3 separate regions of the Mus musculus genome follow, and all the other regions are linked to region 1. Evidence: chromatin loops called from intact Hi-C (ENCODE). Cell type or tissue: heart. All regions are shown on one strand.

Region 1 (8,000 bases):
CTTAGACTTTACCTCATTATTCTTACTACTGATTATACAGACTAGCATATTTTTCCAACAAAAAAAAGCATAAAATCTATTGAATTTGGTTATCAACACAAATTCAGTATCATTCTACTTGTATTATATTTTTTTAAAAGCTATAAAAATTTTCAAGTTGTAATTCTCATTATCTTAAAAATTAAAGCTTTTGTGTCCAACAGTCAAAGTGGTATTGAAAACATGGATCAGAATAAGCACATTCACACAGTACCCTGGAGAGCACACTGATAGGAAAGTATGCTGAAGAGCTGAAGGAAGAGAATGGCCTGCATTGCGGTGGATGCTACAGGTCTACACAGTCATGGCTCTAAGTGCGCACAGCCTCACATACCCCACAAGACTAACAATGGCTTTTCTGAGTGACAGGATTTTCAGTAGTATTTTAAATTCTTAATCTGTGCTTTTTTTGTTGTTGTTTCTGCTTTTCCCAAGTTTCCATACTGGGATGTACTACAGTTATAACTGAGAGTTGAAAATTAAGAAAGTAAGTCAACTACTTAAGATTAAACTATATTTTAATAGAAAAGATACATTCTTATGTGGGCAAATGGCTTACTCTACAGGTACAAACTTATTTGTGCTTCTTATCTCCAAAATATAAAAATGTTTAGAGGCAGGTATGGCCTACACCTGGAATCCCAGTACCAGAGAAATTGGCGCTGGAGGATGAAGTGCCTGGAGACTGGCCTGGACTATATACAAAGCAAAGTCGTCTGTCTCAAAATAATCCAAATACCAACAACAACAAGGGAAGCAAGTTCTACTTTTATTTTCTACTATTTATAATAAAAATTTAAAAATTAAATATTAGATTAAATAAAAATTCTTCTAAAAAGCAGAGTTTGGTAGGCATGGTGGTGTCCACCCCTTGATTCCAGTACTCACAATATAAAAATAAAAGTGATTTTGCCAAAAAAATTAATATTTAAAATACAGGGGGTTTGTCATTGTTGTTGTTTAAAAAAAAAATCCTTTAGAGGCTGGAAAGATGGCTCAATGGTTAAAAGCACTGGTTGCTCTTTCAGAGGACCCAGATTCAATTCCCAATACTCACATGGCAACTTAAAACCATCTGTAACTCCAGTCCCAGGGTATCTGATATTCTTCTGGCCTCCACCCCCAACCCCATACACACAATACAGTATACAAAAATACATGCAAGCAAAACATCCATACAAACAAAATAGAATTTTAAAGTAAATAGTCCTTTTAAAAAATCGAAAGCAATAATAAAAACTCACTCTTTATCAATGACTTCTTTTTGTAGATAGGGCAAACTTAAAATTATAAGCAGAATTATTTCTTCATGAATTATACAACAAAAGTGATAACTCAAAATTAAAATTGTCAGTATAGATTATTTAGGTAATTTAACATTTTCAGAGTAACTCATACAGAAAGCAGAATTTCGTTATCTACTTAATTCATAGAAATTACATATATCAGGGTTATTAAAAATGGTTGTAAAGCAACTTATAAATGCCATTATGTAATTAAGCCAATTAGTAAGTATTAAACTGTTCTTACACTTGAAAGTGTTAGATGAGTAATTTTTTACAACTCTACCAGCAATTGAGCTCAGAAAAGAAAAACTGCAGTGTTAGTGATATGCTATCGACAAGGCAATTACATTTCCAAAGGGAAGCTTCATGGATCTGCAAGTACTGAAATAGTCACAGAACAGTTTGGCTATAAAATGTGAAACTTTTATAAATAATTTGCTCCCTGCAAACATTCAGAGCAAATAAATACTTTAGCTGACCCAGCAGCATAAGGAAAGGTACGGAGAGGGGGCATTTCATGTGGTGCTGAGAAGACAGTGAGACAGGAAGAGACCGACCACCTTCTTCTATAGTAACAATACCTGTCTGACATGGCTGAGCATGGACAACAGTTCACTGGCAAACTATACTTCATTCCATATTTCTAACAATCTTGAAATCAACACGTAACTAGTTTATAATGATCAAATAAAGAGGCTCTTCGTGGCGGAAAGCATCTATGCAGTAGATCCATGTCCACAGCATTCATCTCTGAGGTGCCTGCTGTCAGATGGCAGCTGGCTCCTTCAGATGCCAGCCTGAGCTCTCTGGTTCTTCTCTTCTTTCCTTTTGTAACTAGTTACAAGGCTAAGATTCACCCTCAGGGGCCCATTCTTGAAACCCTACAATTAGGCCCTTAAGAGTCCTATATAAAAATGTTAAAATCTAAGTCTCTAGGCTGAATTCACATCAGTTTGAACTCCCTCCAAACTGCAAATGCTTCTATATCAACTAGCCCTTCAATAGCTGTAGAGGTAAGGGGTAGAGAGGTTATTCCCTAAGATTACTATCACACGTTAAAACTTTCTGACATACTCCAAGTCCTTTCTACCCTGGGGGGTGGGGTGGGGTGTGATTTACAGTGCAGGCAAACAGACAGAACAATCATTCAGGAACCCAGTAACTGGCTAAGCATAACCCTAGCACTCAAACGGCTGAGCAATACTTCCACCATGGGCCAGTCTGACTACATACTAATAAGACTTCCCAACACAATACCCTCCTCCAAAAACCTTACCATAAAAAAAAAAATCAATTAAGGCTAAAGCAGATATATTCATAAATTCACAGAAATAGATACAGAAAGCTAGTCATCCAATTGATAACAGTTATTTCTGAAGAAAGACATGAGGTAGAAATAGATAGAAATGTATATCCAGTGTTGTGGCAAATACCTGTGATTCTAGTCCTCAGGAAGCTGAGGCAGGAGGATTATCATGAGTTCAAGGCCAGTCTAGACTACACAGTAATTTCCATAACAGCCTGGGTTACTACACTAAGAGATTCTATCTTAACAACAAAAACAGAAGACAGCCTTCACTTACAGGATTCATACGTTAAAAGATTAGAAAAGAGCTACATACATGATATTCAAGTGAAAACTAAATGCCACTTTGCACTAGAGTGACTGTCATATATCTGCCTCAAACAGAAACAGCACAAACATCCTGGCCTACCAAATAAAAAAATACTGGTGCCCATGCAACTAGTCCCCATGGAATATTATTGTCACTAGAGGGAGTTTTTGAGTATTCCCTCCCTAAAATTGCATCCACTCTCACACAACACCCTTTCAACCTTAACCTTGCTGTCAAAATTACGCCTGCCAGCAGAACTAGACACATCATTAATATATGTTTACACAATCTGTTATCACAAATGGTTAGGTTTCTTGCATTTAATTCTGAATTCTGTTTTCCTTAAGAAATAATCACATACACAACACATGTACATACTCACACATATATACTCACACATATATACTCACAGACACTCTGACACACACACACACACACTCAAATACACATACATATATTTATATTTCACTGGGGTTCATGTCTGACTTCCTTGAAGAAAATAATAGCTTCCCACAAGAAAAGTCACTCAGCTAAATAAACTGGTTTATTATTATTGTAAACAGAATGTAAACATTGAGGTAGGGATCGACGAAAGGAAAAAAAAACTATAAAACTATAGTTTTTAAAAATATAAAAAGGAGGCACTATACTACCAAAGAAGCGCATTCCAACTTTAACGCCAAATGCAGTCATCAAGGGTTAGCAAGTTTTGAATTTGCCTGTGATTTCAGCATCGTAAAATGTAAACAACAATCAAGTTCACCTAAACTTTCTCCAGTTTACTTTTCAAATATTAAGAGAAAAAAATAGAGAATGATCAAAATTCCCTATAAAACCTGTTTATAAATCCATAAAACATTAAAAGAATAAGACTATAAGCACATAAAGCATTTCATTTTCCACCCTTTCCCATAACTATTGGTTTTCTAGTATTTATTCTAGGACTTCCTCATATTGACGAGCAACACAGGCTATATGTAGTCTATATGTGTACACACACACACACACACACACACATATATATATATACACACACACACACACACACACGCACAAATATGGACATATAGATTATATATAGTTACACATACAACAGGACACAATTCAGCTTTCTTTCACTATATGACAATTTTTTGTGTCCTTTTTTTCACAGGTGATCCTGCCAGTTCTTCAAGCTAACCTAGGCACATGTTTCTTTCTCCTAAGATTTTAAAACAAACCAGATTTCAAGTGTTCTGTGGGACTCAGAGACAGTCACGAATTAAGTTACAGCCTATTCATTTTTTTTCAATCAGATATGAATGGGGATGGTCTGTAATTTTCTCTAGTCGCTTTTAAAACTACAACAATGCAATCAAGGGAAATTACCTTGCTGGTGATTTTGGGAATCGTTGCCCTAGTCCAATCAACAACGCCTGTAAAAGTTTCTTCTTGTGCTTTTCTTTCACTGCAATAGAAAACACCAGAGTCTGTTGTTTTTAAAGCATCTAGAAAGGCTTCATGCAGTGTGTGGTTCGGCATTGCAATATCAAAACACCACGGCCTGATCTGTCATCTGTCAGGTCAGAGGCCAAAGCTCTTCCTTCATCTTTCAGGATTCTGCTGACTACCTCGGACTTCCACAGCGGCAGAAAACACCCCACAAAGATACAAACTTCGTGGCGCTACTCCCGGTACCGGGACAGCCAGGACCACATCCAGGACGGCCAGCCCCACAGGCAGAGCGCGGCCCGGCGCGGCGCACGCGACTCGAGTCGGACACCCGGGGCCCAGAGCAGCCCGCGGCCCGAGCCCCGGAACCAGGACCATTAACGGAACCAGCCCTGGGCGGCGGCGGCCGCCGCTCGGACTGCGGATCCCGGCGCGCGCCGGCCGCCGCGAGGGCGGGGGCTCCGCGGAGGAGCTGGCCGCCCCAGCGCCCCATTGGGCGCCGCTCCAAACGTGCCCGAGTGGTGACAGGAATAAAGTGGGTCACAAGGCCTAGCGGGTCCCGGGCGCGAGCGCTCTCGGCGGCCGACTCGGCCTGCCCCGCGCTAACCCCGCGCCCAGTCTCAAGCGCGACGCGGCCCCGGAACCCCCGGGGCCCGCGGGACCCACCGCGCCCCCCTGCCCTGCAGGTAACCCCCAGCGGCCCCGGGACACTTGGCGCAGGCCCGGCTGAGCGCGACTCTCCAGAGCTCCGCGCTCTCCGCGTCCCCGGACCCCGGCCGCAGCTCCTGCCTCCCGGCCTGGCCCGCACCCCCTTGGCGCCCCGCGCCCTGTTCCCTGCCCCGGTCCCACACACTGCCCCCCGCGCCCTCCCGCGTCCTCACCGTGCCTGAGGCTCCGGCTTCCTCCCTCCCCCGCCCGGGACTCTGCCCGCGGCGGCTCGCGACAGCCGAGCGGCGACAGCCGGGACACGCCACGGCTCCGGGAGCCGGCAGCACCAGGGGCGGCGAGTGCGCGCCCCCGACCCACCCCTCAAAATTCACCGCTACCGCCGCGCTCCTCCCCCTCCCGGCCTTCCCCTCCTCCACGGAACCCGGGAGCACGCATGCGCCACCCAGGCCAGCCGCCCGCCGCGCGCCGGGCCGAGGCCCACCCGGTGGGGCGCACTCACCGGGAGCGCGTGCGCGGCGGCGGCCAGATTTCCTTCGCGCTCTCGCCGTCCGGGGTTTCCTCTCTCCAGCCGGTAGCCGCCAGCCGAGTCCGTGATTGCGCTGCCTCCCGGCGCATGCGTCGTGGGCGCGGGGCTCCGCGGCCGGCCAGGCTCTGCACTCGCCCCTCCCCTCGCGGCCGCCTTCCCTCAGCGCGCCGGGCGCGCATGCGACTTTCCCCGTTAGGCAGCCCCGAAGCCGCGCCTGGGGATCCCGGGCACCCGAGGAAATCCCACTCTTGCAGGCCGGCGTGAGCTCGTTCCACGGCCGCCGAGGGAAGCCGGGATGCCCCGAGGCCCCCTTCCCTTCGCAGGCCGGGAGGCGGGGCCTAGCGGAGGGTGCGGCCGCCCGCAGCGCCCTGGGCGGCTCGCGGTTCCCCGGGATGCGGCGCTCCCAACCAGTGGGAGCCGCCGCCTGGAATGGTGCCTCTGTCCCCGGGAAAGCAGAGAGCTTGGCCTACGCCAAGTTAGACTTCTCCAGCCCAGTGCTCGGTTTCCTCTCCTGGAGGTTCGTGGGATGCCTGGGACTCGGTTTCCCGGCTCCTAGAGACACGCTAGGCTGGCTGCTCCCCGAGATGGACCTGGACGACCCAAGTGACCTCGGCTGTAGCCAGGGAAGCAAAAGGTCGGGATGTGTTTGCTCCTTTTATGAAAAGGCAGGAGGCACTGCAAAAGATGAGCATGGCGCTACGGATGAACCAGGACCCTAGTTTACACTGGTTTCTTAGCTACTGCACCCGAATTACTGGGAAAGAAGCTAATTCATAGCAATTTCTTTTAAAAATCAACTCGTACAGCAAACAGAAGGCAATAAATAAACCTATACTCTTTAGCTCCAAAAATCCTGTCTACAAGGTAATGTTTGTCTCAATAAGAATTAAGTTCTTGGTGTATATTCAGGAAAGAAAAAAAAAAAAAACCAACTTCAAAACTAGGAATTAGCTGCGATCCCCCCCCCCCCCCCCCAGCAATGTGAACTAGGAGGAGAATCCTCAAATTCCTGGCTACGTAGCCAGAACCCTGCCAGGAGAATCTTTCCTTGGCAGTCTTTGTACCGTTTCGCCATCGAAAGGCACAGTTTCTGCTGTCCTAATCCATCTGCTGCTCGCTTAGGTTCACGTCCTTTGAACCCACCCATTCTCCACTCTGTCCTTGTGGTCCAGGCAGGACACTGTGGAGGAGGAAACCTTGGGTTCTCTGTCTCAGGCTGGCAATTACTGCCAAGAAGATTGTTTCCCAGTGAACCTGATACTGAAAGAAAATAATCTTTTCTTGTGTGACTAATGAAAGAGCAGGCACCACGAAGGGAAAAACCAGAAAACAGATTAAAACATGGTGATATAGCCTAGATGCATGAGCGCTGAAATCGATGTGGGCTAGATTCCTTTGGAAAGTTCAGTTAAAGTAATCAATAAACTCGTGAATGTGTTTGTTTTATTGCTTAAAACCAATAAGAGCTTTTCTGCCATCTACAAGTTAGTGTCTTGATCACTGGTAGTAAAAAAGGGGCAGGAGGTAAGGGTACTGAGGCTGGTAAATAGGTTGCAGCCAAATGAATTTGAATGCTTTCCCTGGGTCAAATGTTTTGGCTTTATTCATTCTCTTTTTCTATTATAGTTCCTCTAGTGTGTGTATACACACTATATACATATATAATATATATACATATATATATATATATATATATCAAAATGACCTTTGCCCCCTTTAATGGTTTCATTGTCCTCTTAGTCACCTGTGACTCCTCCCTCGCTCACATTCTCTGTTTAATTATTTACCAAGACCTGTTGATAATCCCTTGATTTTCTGCTCAGTCCTCTGTCACTGTCTGACTATTTCCCACGGTTCAGTTTACGACTTTTCCCTCATTTAAAAAAAAAAAGTTTTTTTTAATTTCCCAACTTTAACACTGTGTTTCCAGTAAACAAAAGTTTTGCCTCATAGTTTCATAAATCCTAAATCTAGGTTCCCAATTCTAAACCATGGCCTTAAACACCATGTGCCTTGTTGTCATTTAAACTAAGTGTTTCCGGTTCTCTTTTCAACTGTCTTTTCATCAAGTTATTCATCTGTGAAATGATGTAACTTCAAGTTATTCATCTGTAAAAAAAAAAAAAATGTAAACTGCAGATAATAGTCTCAGTTCATAGAGCAATTGAGAGGCACTAGGTATTGACACTACCTGCTAAGTAAATCCCATCTCAAGTGTTGGCCACTTTCAGTTTTGAAATTAAAATATAATTCTATCATTTTCCCCTCCCCTTTTCTCCCTCCATTCCTTCCCAACCATTCACCTTGCTCTCCCTCAAACTCGTGGCCTCTATTTCTCTAATTGGTGCACATGTATTCCCAAATATATATATATATATACAGCCCACTTGGTTTGTATAATGCCACTTGATATTGGATAACCAATTAAGGGCT
Region 2 (8,000 bases), 120 kb before region 1:
TTTCTCTTCTATGGACTCTGCCTGAGACCCCTAAGCCCAGTATCTGAAGCCCCGCCTACCCCTCTTCCGCCCAGCTACAGGCTTTAGGCACCTTTATTAACCAATCAGGGATAAGTTGAGAGGCAAGGTTTACATAACAAAAGCTGGTATATGTGAAGATTGGAGTAACCAAATTTTGGGGTATAGCATTTAAATACAAGCAGCACCAGACCAACCCCCCACAGCGGAGTTTATGGATAGGTCCTTGCTCTAAATTTCTCATTTGTGAAAACTTTAAAAGGAGGTTGGTACCATCTTGTGAGGTTACTCAGGACTATTCTGCCCAGGTCAGAATAAACAGATTGCTACCAACAGAATGACAGTAAGAGCCCCAGACTCCTTAGTGTTGGATGCTGGAGCTACGCAGATAGAAGCTTTAATTTCAGCATAGGAAAGCCTTGAGGGCCATTAAGAGGTATGCTATACACTTGGATCTGAGTGCTGCCCAACTTAGTGATGTTGGGAGGGACTAGAAACTTTAAGAGCTGTGGCCTACAGAGAGGTCTCTGACTGGGAACATGCTCTCAGAGGGGGTAGCGTGGGAAGGGTCTTTCTATCATCTAGTGTCTTCCTTAATTCATTTCTTCAGTGTCTTCAAAGTTCTCATTGTAGAGGTCTTTCATTTCCTTCATTCGGTTTACTCCTAGGTGTGTGTGTGTATGTGTGTGTGTGTGTGTGTGAAAGAGAGAGAGAGAGAGAGAGAGAGAGAGAGAGAGAGAGAGAGAGAGAGAGAGAGAGAAGAGAGTGTCTTTAGGATCTCTTATGTACAGAATCATATTTTCTACAAACACACACCCTGACCCCGCTCCCACTTGTTTCTTTCTCTTGCCTTATAGCTCTAACTTAAACTTCAAGCACTATGTTGACTAGGGGTGGAGAGAGTGGGCAGCCTTGTCTTGTTCTGGTTTTCATGGGAAAACTTTAGATTTTTACCATTAGCATGATATTGGCCATAGGTTTGTCATGTACACATGGCTACTGGTGTGCTGCCCATGCCTCAGCAGACGGCTTCTTATCCATATGCATACAGGCAACACTAACTGGACTCAGTGGATTATATTTAAGAGAAAAAACGATATTTTGAGGTAGGTGTGTTGGGAGGAAACTAGAGGGAGTGGACAGAGAAATTATTAAGTTACATTGTATTTATTTATTTATTTATTTATTTATTTATTTATTTATTTTGGTTTTTCGAGACAGGGTTTCTCTGTATAGCCCTGGCTGTCCTGGAAATCACTTTGTAGACCAGGCTGGCCTCTAACTCAGAAATCTGCCTGCCTCTGACTCCTGAGTAAAAACAACAAAAATATTTTCTAAAGTGATAAAACTCTAGCCTTTTTTTTTTTAAATTTCCAGCTATGAGGTGAGCCATTTTCCTTTTTTAAAATATTTATTTATTTATTCATTTATTTATTGTTTTTCGAGACAGGGTTTCTCTGTGTAGTCCTGGCTGTCCTGGAACTCACTCTATAGACCAGACTGGTCTCAAACTCAGAAATCCACCTGCCTCTGCCTCCCAAGTGCTGGGATTAAAGGCATGTGCCACCACACCTGGCTGTGAGCCATTTTCTTATCCCATGTGCTCCACCATCTTGTGCTGCCTCACCACAAGTCCCCAGACAACAGGATCAATGGAGTATGGTCTGAAATTTCCAACACTGTGAGCAAACACAAACTGATCCTTTATAAGTTATCTCTGGTCTTTGTTACACTAATGGGAAATAAACACAATACAGGTATAAAAAAAAAACACCTTAAAAGGTTGATAGGGGTGGCCCTGTGACAGAATTTCTGCTTAGCACATACTTAGTCCTTGGTTTCATCCCCAGCCCACATACCACACACACACTGCAATACCCATGCAGTAGTAGTTCTTACTGTAAGATGATTGCTAGTGCTTATACTTCAGTGACACTTGTTTACGTAGGACAATGCCAGAAAGCTTAATTGGAATTTCTAGGTCTCCTAGACCCTTAGTAGTTATGGATCATGTAAACAGCTTCTGTTGTTTTTCAACAAAGGATGCCAATAGGGCTGTAGCCGTAGCCCAGTAGCAGAGAACTTTCCTGATAGGCACAAGGTCTAAAGTCACTCCTGGGCACTTCAAAACACACAATTAAAAAGAAATTTAACCTATTTTTTTTCCTTTTGGTTTTGTTTGATTTTTTTCTTTTTCAAAGAGAGCTTGTCACTATTCAAGACTAGAAGGATAAAGGTTCCGAGTCCTCGAGGTCTAAGTTAAAGCTAGCTCTAGCTTTGATTTGGAGCCAAGCACAGCCTCAGGAGATGGAGCCCTGTGTGGAACACAAAGAGTTACTCACTTTGGAATCTGATGCCTGGAGTTCACTTGGCAGAGCCCCAGTGAGGCCAGGGAGGTGGGCAACATGGAGGCGCTGCGAAAACCACACTCTCTTCAGACTCTGCTCCTGTAACACTGCCATGCCAGCTCCCTTCTGGGGACAGAGCTTTAGAGCCCCATTGCCTAACATCTTCTGTTGAACAGATTTCCTGTCTTGCTCCAGAGCCACTGGAACATTGCAATCAGCATCTCAGTCTCCTGCAGCTGTAGCCCTTGAGCCATTTGCTTTTTCTTTGCTTTATGTGGGGTAACTAGAATTTAGCCAGGAGGCCTTTCTCTGAGATGATCATAGACTAGAGAACGCCAGGAAAAAAAATAATAAACCTGGTCCCTAGCAGAACTCAAGGATCCGTGACACCTAACTCTTCTGCCTCCATCTACTGGGCTGCTTCTTTTATTCTCTCCACTTGACACTCCTATCTCCTCTGCAGGCCCTTTTGAGCAAGGCAAATCTTTGCAGAAAAAGGAGGTGGCTGAAGGAGTCTAGACTTCTGATCCCTGTCATGTTGTATTCTGAGGGCTCAGGACATTTACACTCCAGGAATGAACTTGGAGGTACAACAACTGCACCCCAAACTATGTGTAGGAAGCATCTTGGTTATCTCACAATACTGGGAGCATAAATAAGCTATAGCTTGAAGGGTTCTGTAAGGAGCAATGCTGAGTAGGCTAAGGAGAGGTTGCAAGAATGGCTTGTGAAACAGGAGTAGGATTTAGATTAGTGCCTGGCACATGGTTAGCAATTTGTGGTGTGTGTGTGTGTGTGTGTGTGTGTGTGTGCGCGCGCGCGTACGGTATCTCAGCTTTTCTTTAGAAAAAAAAAAAAAAATCCAGCCCTAGTCTAACGCCTAACTAACCATTCTTTCCTGTCTTCTACTTTTGCCTACTCAAGGCCTCCATCCCACAGAAACCCTAACCACTCAACTCCAAACCTTTTCAGGATATCCTATTTCAGGATAAGGCATCCTGAGCCAGGGCAGTGATGACTTTTGGTCTGCGGCTATTCAACAATGTTTTAAAATCAAGCTTGGACGTTCTCATCTTTTACTTCCGAATCTTACTTCAGAACCTTCAAAAAACCCCAGCATATGGACCCCCAAAGAACATTCTGTGTAGGCGGTCCAGGGACGTGGTGAGGGTGGGTGGATCGTAACTTAAAGGTGTGGCAGTTCCTGCCACGTAGGTAGCGGGGCTGGGACTCACTTGACATTTAATAGAAGTGGAGGTGGCGGCGGCTTAGGCCTTAAAGACCTAAGGCTCTTGAGGAAGTACTGGTAGGAGCCTGGCAGCCTGACCTCTCCAGGGCCAATAAGGGGGTCTCTGGTGGGACCCGAGAGGACGCAGGGAGAGTCCATCAAGCAGCTCCAGCTACCTGGCCCGGCGCGCCGGGTCCAATAGGACCAGTGAGCGAGCCGCACCTCAACCTGCCGGAAACGTCACGACGCCGGGCTGACGTCGGGCCAATGGGAGGTCGTGTTGGCCAGGGGGCGGGCCGGAGGAGTTGGGCCGCGGAGGCAGTTGGAGGAGTGTGTGGCTTCTGCTGCCCAGCTGCTCCGGAGCTCCCGCCGCCGGTCCGTCCCGGTCCGGTCCCCGCGTCCCGCGTGCTGCAGGGCTGCCCCCTGAGCGGCAGCCAGGCCTGACGGAGGCGCCTGCCGGCACGCCGGGCTCGACGCTTCCCTTCGCCTGCACTTCTTCCTGCCGCAGCGCGGTGCCGGCTGGGCGGGCGGGATGGCGGCCGCGGCCCGGGGGAGCGGCCGGGCGCCGACGCGAAGGCTGCTCGTGCTCTTGCTGCTTCAGTTGCTCTGGGCCCCGGCCGGGGTCCGCGCCGGCCCGGAGGAAGACCTGAGCCATCGGAACCAGGAGCCGCCGGCGCCCGCCCAGCAGCTGCAGCCGCAGCCCGCGGCGGTGCAGGGCCTCGAGCCGGCCCGGGCCGAGGTGAGAGCCCGGGCTGGTGGGGATGGGGCGGGCTGAGGCCGCGGAGCCCGCAGTCGGGTACCAGGCTCCCGCGCTGGCGGCGCCGCCCTCTTTCCGAAGAGGCTGGGGGAGGGGAGCCGGCCCCTGCTCCGCTCGCTGGGAGGAGGGTGACAAGACGGCTTTCTTAGGCGCGGCCTGGCCTGGCCTGGCTGCTTGGGGGAAGGGAAAGTGAGGGCCCCAACCGGGGCTCCCCAGAGGTCCTCTAGATCCCTGGTACCGACAGGCTTGCTCTGGATTCTGCCTTCTGCTGATCACATGGGCCATACTGAAAAGACTGGAAATCATCATCCCAAGTAGAAAGTTTTTAGTACAGAGCCGCTGGGAGACTTGTCTCTCTCGAAGTAGCATCACATTGTTGGAAGTATCAGCCATTGTTGAAGCAACCCAACCAGAGATGCTCACCCGAATTCAGCTCGGCACACCCTGTGGTTCTTGCCAGATACAGTGTCTAGAGATTATGCGTTGCCACCCTCCCTTAAAAAAAAAAAAAAAACAAAAAAACGTGTTTTGGCATGAAGGAAGTTGCCCTTGAATGCAGAGACTTGTGCCCAAAGGTAGAGCGCTCTATAGTGAGGGATTCCAAAACTCCATTTATAGGTAAACTAGAGCCTCATAAGTTTCTTTAACCATTACCAGATAGATAGAAATTAACCTTTTAATCTATGTTCGTAGAATTTCTCCTTTCTATGTTACTTTCCTCTGAGTTGGACTCTCTATTTCCAATTTTGACTCCTACATTCTGGAGTTTTTTTAGTCTCTTAGTAGGGTCCATTTTGGCATTCCCTTTCCTACTTCTGTCTTTATCTGCCCTCCAAGAGAATGGCTGTCCTGACTTGAGTACAGATCAGGGTGACCGCAGGATAGATATTCATTTTCCCATCACCATGCCGTTCCAGCTAAACCCCAGGTCTTTTAGGGACCCACCACTGCCTCGCTGTGTTCTAAACCAGTGGCTTCCAGAACTGAAACCTGACCTCTGCTCACTGCCATTTTCCCCTGAGCAAAGACCTTAGAACAGAATCCAGGCATGGGGCCTGTGGTTCAGGACCCTTCCCATCTTCAAGAGCCAGCAGAACCTTCCGGAGCCCTTCCCAGGATGCCCTGGTTAGAAGAGCACTCCCTGAGTCCTGGGCGCTTTCCTTTCTTCACAGTTCATGTTACCCTTTGGCCTTTCCAGTATTTTGTTTTTCTATGTAGTATCAGGAGATGGGAATTTCTGTGATTCTGAGTTTGGTTTTACACAGCAAGTACTTTCTAAGAATCACCTGTCCCGAATGTAGCAATGGTCTTGAGGAGAACTAAGGAAAAATTCTCCTTACTGGAAGTACTCAGGAAGAGGTCAGGTCAGTCAGCACCTGTTAGGAGATTTAGTTATAGTGACGGTAAGATTTAGTGAGAGCTGTTAAGCGGGCAGAGCAGGTGACATTTCCTGCTTGTGGATGGGGCAGTGCAGGTCTGAGAAGAGTGGTGGTTCGGAAAACCTGATTCTTGGCAGACCCAGAGCTGGAAACCAGATCCCTGCTTCTCACCCTGCCAGGTGCTGTCTGCAGTCCTTGAGTTTGCTTGAAAACCCACCCCCCTGCTAGCCATTTGTTGTAATGGGTTTAGTGTTGATGGCTAACACATTGATGTAAGCCTTTTCTCGTGATGCCCAGCCCACTCCTCTTTTGAGGGTTTTTATGTTTATCTATTTTTACACTCTTGCTTCTGACTTGGTTTCTGTCTGCTCTTCAGTGTGTTGAAGCCCTGAGAACATTGTTATAGCATACTCTTTTTTTTTATCTCTTTCCTAAGACCGTGTATGTTTTGGCATTTGCTAAGTAATTTTTCTTCTTTTTTTTTGAGACAGGTTTCTCTGTATAACCCTGGCTGTCCTGGAACTCACTTTGTAGACCAGGCTGGCCTCAAACTCAGAAATCCGCCTGCCTCTGCCTCCCGAGTGCTGGGATTAAAGGCGTGCAACCACCACGCCCGGCTGAATTTTCTATGAGAAAATTCTAAGATTTTTACATTTCAGTTCCTATCAGGTTTTAAATACTTTTATGGAAAAAACTATAAAATGAACTCAAGCAGGGAAAAAACTTTTTTTAAGAGTATATATCCAGCCGCCTTTTACTTGCTAAAGGATTTACTAGATGAAGAAAAACTCAGCTTTTATTATCTGCTACCTGTGATTTTGTTCATTTATTGATTTTAGCTTAGAAAATTGAACTGCAACTGATTATTTAGTTGTTAATTCTAGAACTCTTGTAAAGTTTGACACACACACACACACACACACACACACACACACACATGGTGTGTGTGGGGGCAGATCAGACCTGTTTCACTAGAGAGATAAATGGCCATCTGATGGTAGTGCAGACCAGGTGGCACATGTGAAGCAGGAGCCATTCACCATCAGATCCCAGGGCTCTAGATTTTTGGCGTAGAGGCATTGGGTGGACGGGGCTTCTCTGCCCATTCTCCCTCTGTCAACCCTTGCTGCCATTCAGGCATGGTCTGTCTCTGCTCTGAACTGCTGAGTTGTCATTGAGCAACTCCCACATAGCTCTGCATCAGAAGGTTGCTTTAAAACAGTCACCACTGGGAGTGAAACAGCCCTAGGGGCCAGAGTGCAGTTTACGAGTATATAACTTTTTAGGCATTTCATAGGGGTTGTAGTCATATTGTAATTTTTGAGACAGAAATACTGGTAGATACAGCTAGATTTGCAGTCCTTTCTGGGATGCTGGAGAAAATGTAACCATGTTAAGTAAACGTCCCAGTGGTTAAGACAGTATGTGTGGCCTCAGTGAAGTGTCTTACAGATTCTTATCTTTACAATTAAGGGGTTGGAGGACTTGCTGGTGCAGACACTATGGTTTTTTGTTTTAATATTTTCATATATTTTGATGGTTCTTTTCCATTAGGAATTGACAGTTTACACTTAATAGCAAAACACTGTAAATAAAAACATTTTATGTTTTTGTATAACTTTTCACAAAGTGAAAAAAGTTTTACAGTGAAAAAAATTTTTTCTTCCATGTTTCTTAAACCACTTAATAAAAATATCTCGTTTCTATGTAGTGATATACATAAATTTTTTTTCTTCCGTGTTTCTTAAACCACTTAATAAAAATATCTCTTGTTTCTATGCATTGATATACATGATCAAAATACAGTTTAACAACAATATAAAGTGATTCGGATTTGTTGAGTATCTGGGTTTCAGCTGACTTTGCAACTATGAGCAGTGGATGGTTTAAAAGGATGGGATATCTAAATTTAGCCTTTGGAGGCCACCGCATTGAGAGTGAACTGTGAAACTAAAGGGGGATCCTGCTTTCATCAACAGGCATCTGGTAGAAGAGACAGTGCAGACAAGTGGTTATATCTTACTGGGTTAAGGAGGTGGCTGAATTTTCAGACAGGGCTCGCTGTGTGTTGAGTGTTCTTCGTCTTTATAATCTAGTTACAAAGAAGGCCGGTGGTGATGTACAGTTGTCCCAGTCCTTGGGAATTTGAGGCAGGAGCAGTGGCATTTCCTTTGAACATACAGTCATGAGTAAACTACAGTTTTTATGCTGCAGATGGTGACCTGAGTTTGGTCTTGTTTTTTTCCTATTTCTTCCCTGGGCAGAATATA
Region 3 (8,000 bases), 430 kb before region 1:
CTCTGTTAGTTACTTTATTTCTCTGTTTAGTTTCTGTCTCCATGATCTGTCCATTGGTGAGAGGGTTGAGGTCTCCCACTATTAATGTGTCACATTCAATGTGTGACTTAAGCTTTAGTAATGTTTCTTTTACAAATGTGGGTGCCCTTGCATTTGTGGCATAGATGTTCATCATTGAGATGTCCTCTCAGTCAATGTTACCTTTCATGAGTCCTTCCCTGTCTCTTTTGATTACTTTCAGTTGGAAGTCTATTTTATTAGATAGTGGAATGGCTACTCCAGCTTATTCCTCAGATCTATTTACTTAGAAACCCTTTTTCCATCTCTTTATATTGAGATAATGACTATCTTTGTTGCTGAGATGTGTTTCTTGTATACAGCAGAATGATGGATTCTGTTTACCCATCCATTCTGTTAGTCTGTGTCTTTTTACTAGGGAATTGAGTACATTGATATTGAGAGATATTAATGACCATTAATTGTTACTTCCTGTTATTTTTATATTGGTGGTGGTTAAGCATGTGTGTGTGTGTTTCTCTTCTATTGGTTTTAATGGTGTGAAATTCTTTATTTACTTTATTTACTTTTTTTTTTTTTTTAGTATAGTTAGTCTCACTGGGCTGGAGTTTTCCTTGTACTATTGTACTATTCTCTGTAGGGCTGGGTTAGTGGAGAGGTATTATTTGAATTTTGTTTTGTCATGGAATATCTTGTTTTCTCTATCTACGGTGATTGAAAGTTTTGCTGGGAATAGTACTCCGGGATGACATCTATGGTCTCTTAGGTTTTTTCAAGACCTCTGCTCAGGCCCTTGGAGCTTTTAGAGTCTCAGATGAGAAAGCAGGTGTAATTCTTCATTTATATGTTACTTGGCCTTTTCCCCTTATAGCTTTTAATATTCTTTCATTGTTATATATATTTAGTCTTTTGATTATTATGTGATGGGATGGTTTTCTTTTCTGGCTCAATCTGTTCTGTAAACTTCTTGTACCTTTATAAGCATCTCTTTGTTTAGGTTAGAGAAATTTTATTCTCTGATTTTGTTGAAGATATTTTCTGGACCTTAAAGCAGGAATAATTCCTCCTCTTCCTCCTCTTCCTCCTCCTCCCCTTCCTCCTTCTATTATTATTCTTAGGTTTGGTCTTTTCAAAGTATGCCAGATTTCCTGGATGTTTTGTGTCATGGACTTTTTAGATGTTTAATTTTCTTTGATTGATATATTGAGTTCATCTATCATATCTTCTAGAGCTGAGATTCTCTCTTCCATCTCCTGTATTCTGTTGGTGATGCTTGTGTCTATATTTCCAGTTCTCTTCACTAGGTTTCTATCACCAGAATTGCCTCAGTTTGTATTTTCTTCATTGCTTCCATTTCCCTTTTCAGGTATTAGACCATTTTATTCATATCCATCACCTGTTTGGTTGTTTGTTTTTTTCCTATATTTCTTTATACTTATTTGCTTCCTCTTTTAATACATCTACCTGTTTAAATGTGTTCTCCTGTATTTCCTTAAGAGATTTATTCATGTCCTCTTTGAAGTCCTCTTTAGAAGCTTGGATTTAAGATCCTCTTCTTGTGGTTCAGTTTCATTAGGATATCCAGGGTTTGTTGTAGCAGGATAGCTGGACTCTGGTGGTGCCATTTTGCCCTGTATCTTGTTGACTGCATTCTTATGCTATCTTTTAGGCATCTTGTTTTCCCTGGTGTTGACTGGATAATCCTGATAGCAGCAGGACTCTGCTGGCTGTCCCAGGCAGACTCTCTGTGGTGGTAGGCAGATCCAACTAGGAGAGGTAGTTGGGCACAGTTTCAAGCTGCTTAGTTTTGGGGCCCCTGAAGGTTTCCACAGGGAGGCAGGGCACTCTTGGGTTCCCTCAAGGCTCCTCTAGACCAGGGAGCAAGGCCAGAGCTGGACAATGAAGCTCCAGTGATGGCTCACACCACTCACCTCTGTCCAGTCCATATATTTTGTTGTCTACATTTTCATGATTTATTCAGTCTTAAGTCTTTCTATTCACCTTATTTTAAAGTATGCTTATTTTAAACATGGCTATTTAAGCATATGCCATTTTTACATGTATGAAGTTATTAGAAAACCTAGAAAAGGTGTGGCATTCTTTGAAACCTTGTATGTTTTAGATATCAAACCTTGATCAGATGTCTAACTGGCAAAGATTTTTCTCCCCTTCTGCAGGCTGTCTTGTCACTTGGTAAACTGTTTTCTTTGCTGTGTAGAAACATTTTGATTTCCTGGGGAGAAGAATTTTATTTCATTCTAAGGGTTTAGAAAACATTTAAATAAACCAGGAGAAAATGTCCAAAAATTAGGGAATGAGATGCCAAAGTAGATGCAAGGAGGCACTGAGCACAAAAAAATAGACAAGACCAGAAAAGAGCACACCCTTGTTCACATGATAATTAAACCACTCAGTACATTGAACAAAGAATGTATATTGAAGCCAACAAGAGAGGAAATGCATGTAAAGCCAGATCCATTAGAATAACAGCAGATTTCTCAATAGAAAATTTAAAAGTCAGTCAGACTTGAAATTGTGTACTTCAAATCCTGAACTATAATAGTGAACAATCAAGAAGACTGTTATACCCAGAAAAACTATCTGCCGTAATTGAAGGAGAAATTGAAGGGTGAATGCAGGCTAAAGAAACTCACGACCACTAACTCTACAGAGGATACTAGACAGAGTCCTTCAGAGTGAGGAGGTATAATAAGCACATCACAAGGCTTCAGCAAGGAACAAGGGACTCTTTCCTGCCTCCTCACAGCTTGTCCCTTCCTTAGGATGAAATCATTGAGAGGACAATGACACTGCCCTCCGCTGGGACATGGCTTGAATCATCCATATGTGTTGAATAAGTGAATAATGAATAGCTCATTGTGGAAGATTTAAGATGTATGATGCTTTCCTTTGGGAACATTAAGCTTTTCTTTTAAAGGCCTGAATCCAGGTCCCCAGAGACTATTACTAACACAACCATTTCTCTAGAGAGACATTTCCTTTACCTGTCTTTCTCAAATGTGGATCCCTGGGTTCTATGTGCAAAATTGCACACATCCAATCTGCATAAGATTATGCACTCTCTGAGCCCCATTGGAACCAGACTAGATAAAGGATGTGAATGAAAAACCTGGTAATGCCCCCCCCCCCCATGGCTCCTCCATACCATTTATCCACCAGCCTGCTAAGGAAAAGGCTGTACTTTTGAGACAAAATCCAGTACACCTTTCTCCTCACCTGGTGTCAAAACCTGCATCTTAGGGGCTTCGGAAGAGTGTTTCTACCTGTGGCTCGAGCCTGGCTACTCTGATTCTTTCCAGGCTATAGCCTCTAGGTTCCAGAAATTTCTCTGGAGATAATCATGGGGGAGTAGAATGTGCTGTATTTATAAAATGATGAAAACAATTTTTCCACACAGTGTATGGCTAACATGCCAGTAAAGCTTGCCTGGCCAGTCAGATGCTCCCACTCCGACCCCCTTACTCTGCCAAGCTTTTCAGAAATTTAATTAAAAATGGCTTTGATGGTGTGTATCCAAGGGAAACCAAGTCCTGGGGTTAACTATGGGATAAATGAATACTTAAACGGGCTGCTACGATGAAGGAGGGCACAGGAGTGTTTAGAGACACTGGAACACTGCATGTCAAAATATAGCCAATGGCATAAAGAATGTGTCGGGACAGACATTTCTTTGAAGCAGAAAATATGAAATCATAGAAATGAAAACATTTCATCCAATATACTTTTTTTTTCCTTTTTGTTTTGTTGTGACAAAGTGTCTATTTGACACAAACATAAACTTCTCATCTGGAAGCTGAGAAAAATGCCTCTAGAAGACTGGCCTATAGAGAAGTCTCTGGGGTCTTTTCTTGATTACTGATTGATGTGGGAGCACCCAGGTCCCTGTAAGTGCTGCCACCCTGGGCAGATAATTTCATTCGAGTTGTCTAAGAAAGCAGACTAAGAAAGCCCTGAGCAACAAGTTAGTTAGTTAGCAGTATTCCTCCTCGGCCCCTGCTTTAGTCTCTGAATCCATATTCCTGCCTTGAATTCCTGCCCTGACTGCCTTCGGGGACTGAGTATGGTCTGGGAGGTGTAGCTGAAATAAACCCTTTACTCCCCAAGATGCTTTTGGTCATGGTACTGCAATAGAGACCCTAACTAAGACGTGGGGTCTAACTTGTAGCCCAGGCTGGCCTCAAACCTTTGGCAATCTTCCTGCCTCAGCCTCCTGAGGGGTGTGTTTCTAGGTGCACGCCACCATACACACCAAACACAACCTTTTAAAGGAGGGAGTCCCTCAAATATTACTTAACATTGCTCGTCCTTACAGCCTCCCGTGTTAAGCATTCTGTGATCTAAATGCCAGTAATGATGGTTGTTTAAGTAATCTTTGTTTATATACTTTAGTCGACTCTCACACAATTCTCCAAAGTGTCTCTGTGTATATTGCCTTGGACTCGAATTATGTTTTGTGAGAAGAACACGGCCTGCGTTCAACTTGAGCAGGTTAATATTTCAATTAACATGAAGTTTGGCAGAGATTTAATCCTTCTGTGGGTCAATTTGTGATACTATAAAACGGAGCTAGGGCTATTAGATTGCTGTGAGGGCTGGATGAGCTCATACACGGTAGTGTTTGCCAATCACCATCTGGTGTGAATAAGGCCAGGGATGGGGTGGGGAGGGACAGGGAGATAGTGGGGGGATGGCGACAAGGAGGGGCAGGGACAGGGTTGGGGGACAGACGGGAATCAGAAGCGAGGCGCCGAGAAATTCAGCATCAAAATAATATTTCAATGACGTATTTGAAAAAAAAATAAAAGTGATGCGAGGAAAACCCATCACGAGTGACAACGTACCCGAAGCATGAGCCCTGGGTCTGAGAACGAGAACGCTACCATCACGTGTTTGATAAAGGTACAAGGCAAACACGGGGCCCCCAACCGGTCCCTGTCAACTGCTTTCCAGGAGTTAGCTTCTGAGCTGTGATGCTCTGCTCCTCTTCCTCCCTGTCCAGCCAGAAGCTGTTTCCTCCCTGCCTTTGCCTCCACTCCAGCTTTCTCTTCATGACCTCTCCCCGACCTTTCTTTCTTCACGTTCCCAGATTCTCCTGTAGGGGGCGCTGTAGTTCTTTGCTTGGATAGAAGAATGCTAACCTCAGTTTTCTTGGTGCTCTAGAAGGCTGTTCCAAATACTGTCCAAAGTGACTTGACACTGCAAAAGGCAGGCAGCCCGGCCTCTGATGTGGGATACTCATGCACCAGCCATCCAGTCCGATGGCAAACTCATGTGAAAAGCGTGCAATGTCAGAGAAACAAAAAGACAACCAATGTTTATAAGCTATATGAAGCAAGATGAGAAGTCTAGATCCTATGTCCTTGCCAGAGAATTCCTCCAGGGTCTTCTCTTTTGCTTCAAGAATGGGGACAAACCACCTTATTGTCATTGCCACCATCAAATCCCTGTTTCAACCAGTGCGAGCTGCAGTTTACTGGCTGTTGATTAACATACTGGATTTCATTCAGTCAGTACAATATTCTTTGTAGACAGGAGTTACTAGCCCACTTACCAATCGAGAAAGTCAATATTAGAGAGCTTCTTATAGCTAGGATTAATTCTTGCACATTTGTTCACTTAATATACATAGGAAGTATATGTATATGTGTGTGTGTGTGTGTGTGTGTGTATACTTTATATATACATATATTTTATACTTTATATATACATATATTTTATACTTTATATATGTATATATGCTTTATATATTTTATATATGCATATATACTTAAACATACATTTATATGTGTATATACATATATACTCTATGTATGTATTTATATTTTACATATATGCTTATATGTGTGTGTGTATGGCATATGCATCTCTGGATTCTAAAACAGTCCATTTGAACATTAGGGGTTGAATGTTCAAGTGCTTCCAAGGTTCATCATAAAATATAGTTCCCCCAAGCCACAGAATTGGGAGTGGGCAGGAGGCCATAAGAACTCCATCTGCTTTGTGAGTGTGTACATTAGCTCCTTCTGAAGACTCGACCTGTCTGTCCCTTCTGCCTGTCGTATGAAGATGTGAACTCCTTCCTTTCAGAAGATGCCGTCGGCATTAATGATGCTGGAATCTGAGGCAGAGCAGAACCCTAACTAGACACCACAGCTATCAGCCTTGACGTTGGGCTTCCAGCCTTAAGAACTGAGAAATAAAATGTCCATTGTTAGTAAATCAGTTGGTTCAGAGTGTCTGGCTACACAAATGGATGAAGCTTGTTGAGGTAAACAGAAGACAGATCCATAAATGATATGTTGAAGCTCACAGAATGCCACAGAGATGTGACTATTGTCCACAGGAACAAAACCTAGAGTCATCACAGATCAAGTCTGATAGGAGACCTGTCCGGGGCTCTGGAAGAGAGCACATCAGGACTGCAGCCACTAGACCTTCCTCAGTCCCATGTTACCTTCTCTAGAGACCTACTCTCTCATTCTTGTTGCTATGTGCTGTTAGCGTCTACCCTGAAACTTCCGCTGATGTATTGGTTTTGGAAGTGTGAGTCATCTGTCCACACTCTAGCTATGTGGAATGAAGAAGTATAGCTATCTACAGACTTCTACAAAAAGAGGGCATCTGGCTCTCCAAGGAGGGCTCATCTCAACATCTGAGCAGGAACGTCAGATGCTGGTACATCTAGAGGAATGACAGGTGACCACTGAGTCTTTGCCCTTCAGTCACTTACACCTTGACAGAAGAGAAAAATGCACACAAATGACCACACTACATAATAGATGCCCACAGAATGACCCCGACAAAGAATAATGCTTCCTGATAAGGTTGGGGGCCCATTCTGGCTGGAGATAGCACAGATTTAACAAAAACATCAGATGTGGAGAGATAGCTCAGTCAGTAAAGTGCTTGTGCTGTGTACACATGAAGACCTGGGTTAGGATTCCCAGTACCTACACAAAGGCCACACATAGTGGTATCCCATCTGTAATGCTAGTATGCAAGGAGCAGAGACAGTCGAATCCCTGAGGCAACCTGGTCAGCCACACTAGCCAGTGAGCTCCAGAGTCAGTGAGAGATTCTGCATCAAAGTAAATAATGAGGTGGAGAGCAACTGAAGAAGACAGGGCAGACACCTCCAGCCTCCACATGCACGTACACACACACATCACATGCATATTTGGGAATGTGTACACATTATATGTCACATATATGCACATACCATACGTGCACACTAAGGAAGGTACCACACACCCACAGGATCTCAAGTAATAGTAGAATTTGCAAGGATAACTAAGAATAATGGAAAGAACAGGACACGTAGACACAGATGCACAAGAGGTGCTGGCGGCGAGTAATGATCACTTACAGTCTACGACACAGTAGACTGCCTCACACAGCAGTGAGACCACAGAGGCCAGGCTAAGGCTATGGCCACAGTACAGGAAGAAGGAGCAGACTTGGGAAAAATTGCAAAGGGAGGGATCAGTTGGGCCCCTTCAATGGCTAGACTTCTTCACTGGTATCTGGGAATTGTTTGGGGCCATTGATCTCTTCCATCAGACAGGAGCTTCCCTGAGGCAGGGACCATGTCTGCCATCCCTCCCTCTCATATATGCAGGGCCCTCTACAGCTCTGGGTTCAGAGAATGAATTAAGTAGATACTTACTGAAGCGGGGGGGGGGGGAGATCATTTGATTCCCAAACAGAACACAGTGATACACAGTTAGAACAAGGGATCGGAGAAAGCGAAGATGACCACAGGTCTTTTCCACATCCTGAATTTGAGGACTGAAGGAACAACTTGGGGGGCATCTTTGAATGTATTTTGAAAGGTGAGCAAAAATCATTTCTAATCTATCATACAATCAAGCGGGTGAACCTGTTCTGTGTATATGTGTGCTATGGTTAATGCATAGCTAACATTCATTGCAACAGTGGGGTTTTACATATACAATGTACCA

What was found. A loop is a pair of places that touch in the nucleus more often than their neighbours do. Peaks named below come from ENCODE experiments on the same cell type or tissue, not always from the same donor. Only the 100,000 strongest peaks of a DNase experiment are listed, where the experiment ranks them.
Region 2: a loop joins it to region 1, with 2.6 times the contacts of the local background. A loop is called at or near these places in 3 of 42 quality-filtered maps.
Region 3: it touches region 1 in a loop (2.4-fold over the local background); 7 of 42 quality-filtered maps call a loop at or near these places.

The regions. Positions count from the first base shown.
Region 1 is chr5:76,299,115-76,307,114 of GRCm38, forward strand. It overlaps Clock (circadian locomotor output cycles kaput), which reads right to left and starts at 5,678. Exons shown (of 23, transcript NM_001289826.1): 1 at 5,541-5,678; 2 at 4,310-4,388. It overlaps Gm7467 (predicted gene 7467), which reads left to right and starts at 5,762. Exons shown (of 1, transcript NR_152171.1): 1 at 5,762-6,413. In heart, a CTCF peak has its summit at 3,090; DNase peaks (open chromatin) are centred at 4,837, 5,167 and 5,687; H3K4me3 peaks cover 2,979 bases; H3K27ac peaks cover 2,235 bases.
Region 2 is chr5:76,180,020-76,188,019 of GRCm38, forward strand. It overlaps Tmem165 (transmembrane protein 165), which reads left to right and starts at 3,861. Exons shown (of 6, transcript NM_011626.2): 1 at 3,861-4,333. The coding sequence starts at 4,127. In heart, no CTCF peak of the experiment used is centred here; DNase peaks (open chromatin) are centred at 3,872 and 4,452; H3K4me3 peaks cover 3,141 bases; H3K27ac peaks cover 2,896 bases.
Region 3 is chr5:75,866,187-75,874,186 of GRCm38, forward strand. No RefSeq gene overlaps it. Among named protein-coding and RNA genes, the nearest start is that of Gm32727, 110 kb to the right of the region's middle. In heart, a CTCF peak has its summit at 5,132 (motif pointing right); DNase peaks (open chromatin) are centred at 4,675 and 5,125.